Regions from separate parts of the Mus musculus genome. Here region 1 is linked to region 2. The links are chromatin loops, found by intact Hi-C in ENCODE. Cell type or tissue: left cerebral cortex. All regions are shown on one strand. Each heading gives the region's core, and the rest is flanking DNA. Links, peaks and the distances in the headings are about the cores only.

Region 1 (2,910 bases), core at 162-2,661, 310 kb after region 2:
ATGTTCACTGGTGTGAGGGTTAATTTCTGCCTCCCCCATGTGATACTGGGTTCCATTTTATCACCATCATAAGCTACATCGCAGACCAGGACTCTTGGGATATGCTTGTGGTTTGAGCATGGACCACCGTGATGAAGCACTCCTGATATCTCAGGGATGCAATTGGCCTGACTTCTGGACCCTTAGGATCCTTCACCTATAAGATGAGGTACGAGATGCTGTGCATATTTGTCCATGACAGAGTATCTACAGAGGATGGACTGATGGCAGAGGCAATCACATTGCAGAAAAGCAAAGTGCTGCTTCTGGAGGGGGTGTGCACAGAGGCAGAGCAGGGTAGACGGCCACATTGACACATACCTTCTCCCCCCTCCAGAGCACACAAGGGAGGCATGGCATCAGCCCACACAAGCGATCTGAACTCTGGCCCCATCCTGTTTCCTTCTGAGCTCACCTCAGCACTGAAGTTCCCCAAACCTTACTTATGATGCACCCACCAGACATGAAGCCCCAGAACAGAGCATGGCATCGAGGACTCAGACAGAGGTAGGAGGTCATACTCAGAGAGGTGGCATAGTGCACACACAAGGAGACCAAGGAGAGGGGAGGAACAGAGCAAAACAGGCTCAGAAGAGCCTGAAGATTACATCACCATGGAGATGCCAACATCTAATACCCACTCACACTCTAATTCTCTCTCTCTCTCTCTCTCTCTCTCTCTCTCTCTCTCTCTCTCTCTCTCTGTGTGTGTGTGTATATGTGTGTGTCTGTCTGTCTCTGTCTCTCTCTATATATCTCTCTATATATCTCTTTCTGTCTCTCTCTCTGTGTATCTCTCTCTCCCTCTCTCTCTCTCTGTGTGTCTCTCTGTGTGTCTCTCTCTGTGTTTCTCTCTCTCTGTCTTTCGCTCCGTCTCTCTCTTTTTCTGTGTGTGTATGTGTGTGTCTGTCTCTCTCTGTCTCTCTGTCTCTCTGTCTCTCTCTCTCTCTGTGTCTCTGTCTCTGTCTCTGTTTTACTAAATAGGAGAATATCAATACCTACACTTGACTCTGTGTGACTCTGCACTTTTATTATGCATGTAAGTTTTGAGTCTCTTTACCTTCACACAACCAAGTCTGAGTCTTACCCACATTTCTCAGGTCTCAGCCTCACACAATCTCATGGCTCCTGAGTCTCCAGCCACCCCTCTCTGGGTTGGGAAAGCTCTGTTCCCGAAGGCTGTGGCACTCCCTTACTGGCCTTGTCCCCAGGCCTTGCCCTGTGTCATACTTAAGACCTCAAACTCCCTTGCTCCTATTTCAAAGGGATGGATGCTCAGGATGGGAGGCCTGGCTGGTGGTTTGGGCTACTTTTAGCACAAACATTTGCAGAGAGCTTTTCCAGCAGCAGTTAGAGGGCACCCCGCAGCCACAGCAGGCTCTCTTTTCTTGCCTCTCTTGGAAACTTGTTTCTTCTTAGTAACAGAATTTGCATTTTCTGGCTACCTGTGACTGTAAGTCTGCATATGTACTTCGGCCATTTGGGGGTTTTCTAAGTTGCTATCCGTATGCCTTGCTAGCTAGTGCTGTTTTACATTATTTTTCTTTTTAACACAGTCAGTGAGAAGCACTAGTACTGAGCCACAGCTACAGCTTTAAACTCTCCCTTGATTATCCATCTCAGGAGCAGGGGCCTGGCCTTTTGGCCAGACATTCGTTCAAATGGAGTAACTTGTTTCCTGCCGTGATTTTTGATGGTTTCCTGGTTGTCAGTGTTGGTTGTAAACACTCATCCAAACCAAGGCGATACCTGAACTCAGCTTCCTTTGCAGATTTGATTCTGTGATGATCTCATAGTTGATGTTTAAAGTGCACACTGATCTCTGGGTCATGGACTAGAAACACGGGTTTCCCTGAGGTCCTCTCCAAAGCCCATCCCTGGCCAGACAGTTCCCTCCTTTCTTGGGCCTTGTTCTAGCCACAACTCTCCAGCCTCTCAGGCAAGTGCTGTTGCTATTGTGACAGGCATGTACTTCGTCATATGGATGTAAGACACTCTTAGCCAAATTAAACAAACGCAAATGCACTGGAATTTTGGGAGGAGGCAAATCTATTTTTCACTTCAAAAAGAATGGGTGTTTCTTGTTGTCCTTTGCCTTTCCATCCAAGCCGCAACTGAACCTGGCAGACAGCCAGTTCTGGTGTCTTTTCATCCTTTAGGAGGGTCTGAAGATTGTTCTCTGGGCAGCAGACTGTCTACTCTTGCAGCCCCTTCTTTGTAAGGGCTTATTTCTAGGGCTGGTCATGTGGTCAGTTGTCGTAGTCTACAAAGCGTGTGGATGGATGGTGGCTAGGAGGATTGCCCATCTAGGCAGATACAAGAAAGCAGACAATGACAGCCTTGAGTTAGGGACAGCTGTGGGCAGTCACCAAGGAGGGGACAGATCCCCTGAAGGATGTGGAGAGGCCCTGGGGACAGGCATCTGCATTCATGCAGGAGTGGAGAAATCAGCCACAAAGAAGGCTGATATGGAATCAGGGCATCAGCTAGTTGCTCAGAAAGACTGAAGAGCAAAGTGTTCCCTACCCCGCAGGCGGGCTATAGGTATGTATTCCTTCTGCCATCCATCCACCTACACTCAGTGAGAACGGAGGTGGGGTATCCTGGGCATATGTTGTATGAACCTAGAGACACATCTTCGAGGGAGGTATCTTGAGCATCCAGCCTCCTTTCTAGGAACGAAAGACTAGCCAATTGGGAGGCCACTCTTCTGCCTTTGTGGACACACAGTCCAGAGAACCAGAGAAAATGAGGTTCCAAGAATCCGACCCATACTCGTTCTGCCCCACTCACTGCTGAGCAGCTGTCAGCCCGATTGACAATTAAGCTGTGCATCTGCTGCCTGAAAGATAAATTCCGGTATTACTGGGG
Region 2 (2,910 bases), core at 232-2,731:
TCCCTTCTTTCTGCTGCTTCTTCCTTCTTGTCTTTCCCCTCTGCACTGGCTGATTTTGTGTGTCAGCTTGATGCAGGCTACGGTCACCAGAGAGGAAGGAGCCTCAGTTGAGGAAGTGCCTCCATGAGATCCAGTTGTAAAGCATTTTCTCAATTAGTGATCAATGGAGGAGGGCCCAGCCCATTATGGGTGGGATCATAACTGGGCTGATGGTCCTGGGTTCTATAAGAGAGCAGGCCGAGCAAGCCATGAGTTAGCAGTGCTCTTCCATGGCCTCTACACCAGCTCCTGCCTCCAGGTTCCAGCCTTGCTTGCGTTCCTGTCCTGACTTCCTCCAACGATGGACTGTGATCTCGAAGTGTAAACCAAATAAACACCTTTCCTCCCCAACTTGCTTTTTGGTCATGGTGTTTCGTGGCAGCCATAGAAATCCTAATGAAGACGTTCTCCTCCTACTTAAGCTTGTGACTTTTCCCTAAAATTTATCCCCAGTCTTCACTGGGCTGGTCTGTGGGAGAAACTGACCATGGTCTGTAGTCATCCTACAGTGAACCTCCTTGTCAAAGATAACAACTTCAATACCAAGGGCCATTCTGTTGGGTTCACTTGAACCCAGGCCTGCTTCCCAGGACTGTCTGTGGTGGCTTATCCTCTGAAGCCAAACTCCACTCCCAAGGCATAGCAAAACCCTAAGCCACCATCCAATTTGCCACGGTCACATGGTAAAGAGGCAGCCACTCTCAGAGCTTATTATATGTCTCCATCCTGTCAGACCGATTCTCTTTCTCAGCCCTCGCTGCCCCCTACCTTCTCCACAATTCTTTCCTGACTTCCATGCCTAGAGGCCCATGACTCACCCACCATAGATTACGGTGGCCCCCACAGCCTGGTCTGCGCTTGGCCAGTGCCTTCAGCAGCTTGCATTCACAGTAGATTGTGCCCATCCCAAGTCTCCTGCTCTAGGTTGGGAACTCCCAGATTGAACTCGGATAAAACCCAAAAGGCGTAGCTGGGTCAGCGGAGAATGTTTGCTTCTCACAGCATGGTTGGCAACAAACCTACTGGACCTGTGTGAAAAACAATCCACCTCATGGTTGTTCAGGTCTGTCCAGGGCAAAGTTTTCCACAGCTCTACCCAGGGCTGGCAGGTCACAGAAGCAGAGGTGAGAGTGGACACCAGGGGGCGCTGTTGGACAGTTCTCGCAGAGCCTGGCAATTTAAGCTACCGTAGCAGCAGCAGGCTGGAATCAAGAGCTGGCAGCTCCCCGATGCTGTCAGATTTCGTTTTCTGGAAGTCGCTGGAAGTCCTGGGCTTGGGGGTAGTAAAAAGACATGCCAATGGTTGTGAGGGCCTTTTGCAAGCGTGGCTGGGTTCCTCTGGGCTGCACACTCTCCCCTCACGGGGAGCTGGCTGGTTGGAACCCTGGGTAGCACTTGAAGACCTTGGCCTGCCTCCTACACACGCTCTGCTTGGAGGAGCAAGGAGAATTGAGGAAGACAGGCAGGTCACACAGCAAGACCAGGCTGAGGACTCTGGTCTCTGAGCAGCCACAGGCAAAAAGCGGGTTTGGAATTGCTGGTATACAACAGGTGGATCTTGTAGCGGAGGGACAGGAGGAAGCTGACCCTGGGCTCTCCGGGCTGGCCTCCTCCTGGGAGACAGACCATGGATCCACATGTACAGTGAGGCTGGGTTATAGGGTCCCCCGGTCTTGCCTGTGCTGCCTCCTGTAGCCTTCAATCTGGGGAGCCACACTGTTGGTAGGCCTGCTATGGCTATGGCTGCGGCTGCGGCTGCTGAGTATGGTCTTGAGGTGGCTCTCAGGGGTGAGCAAGGCGCTGGCTCAGAGGTCTGCTGTGCATCCCAGCTTCCAGGAGTCTTCAGGAAGGGAAGTGTTTGTGCCTCACAGTTTACAGAGGGTGGGCGTGGGCGTGGGCGTGGGTGGTGACCATGTTTCCATCTTCGTTCATGCTGTAAAGTCTCTATGACGTGAGGGAGGCCACAGGGAAGGTTTTCACAAGGATTAAGAGCATCCAAGCACTAGGACCTGAGAGGATCATGAGGGCCCATGAAGGCCTATTGTATCCCAGCAGTGGGTGGTACTCAAACTCTAGGCCTCAGTTTCCCTCAAGCCACTTGCTTGTCATTTGGACACCTCTCCTTTAGTGCTCTCTCTCTCTCACACCTTCTGCCAACTCCCCTGGGAAAGCCACACCCTTAGGCCCATCCTGGAAGGCATCACCATCTTCCTCACTTTGGGTTCTTGCCTCTCCCTTACCTCTGGGAGTGGGCTAACTAGAAAGATTCTGCCCATCCTGGGGCACACCTGCAACCAGGGTAGCCTCTCCTAGCTGCTCCTGTAGGGGCCATGAGCATCTGTGTATCCCTTCACCTGGCCTTGCTCTCTTCAGCCTACCTCAGCATCAGCTGCTGAGACCATCCAGCCACTGCCCCACCCACCTGACAAGAGGGACCTGGCTTATACCCCAGTCACTTTCTATCTCCCATCTTGCACACAACACTCTTCGAAGTTTGGTTTCTATTTCTAAAGTCTCCTCCCTTGGCACAGGTCTTATAGCTGTGGTCACCTGTTTCCTCCTGAGGTGTTCATTACTTTAAGAATTCCACCCCAAATCTATCTCTCTACCTTCCTCTGTCAGGTTAATTTGGCAGTTTAGATAGGAGTGTACTTATGAATGGGTATGTCTAAATAGACAGGTATATGTGTTGGTATGTATGGATAAATACAGAGGTATGTTTGTATATGTGTTGGGGCACATGTGAATGCATGCCTGTGTGTGTATACACATAGATGCATGCTGTGAGGAATACACAGGAATGCATGTTTACATGTATACAGACACGGGTACATGCATGTATACACATGTGGGTACATGCTTCTGTGCACT

Evidence for each region. A loop is a pair of places that touch in the nucleus more often than their neighbours do. Peaks named below come from ENCODE experiments on the same cell type or tissue, not always from the same donor. Only the 100,000 strongest peaks of a DNase experiment are listed, where the experiment ranks them.
Region 1: a loop joins it to region 2, with 3 times the contacts of the local background. A loop is called at or near these places in 5 of 42 quality-filtered maps.

The regions. Positions count from the first base shown.
Region 1 is chr15:87,932,681-87,935,590 of GRCm38, reverse strand. All of the region lies in intron 11 of Gm35599 (a long non-coding RNA gene), which reads right to left. Among named protein-coding and RNA genes, the nearest start is that of Gm35711, 120 kb to the right of the region's middle. In left cerebral cortex, for the core only: no CTCF peak of the experiment used is centred there; a DNase peak (open chromatin) is centred at 1,405.
Region 2 is chr15:88,246,694-88,249,603 of GRCm38, reverse strand. All of the region lies in intron 5 of 4930445N06Rik (a long non-coding RNA gene), which reads left to right. Among named protein-coding and RNA genes, the nearest start is that of Gm41376, 30 kb to the right of the region's middle. In left cerebral cortex, for the core only: a CTCF peak has its summit at 1,175 (motif pointing right); DNase peaks (open chromatin) are centred at 1,199 and 1,917.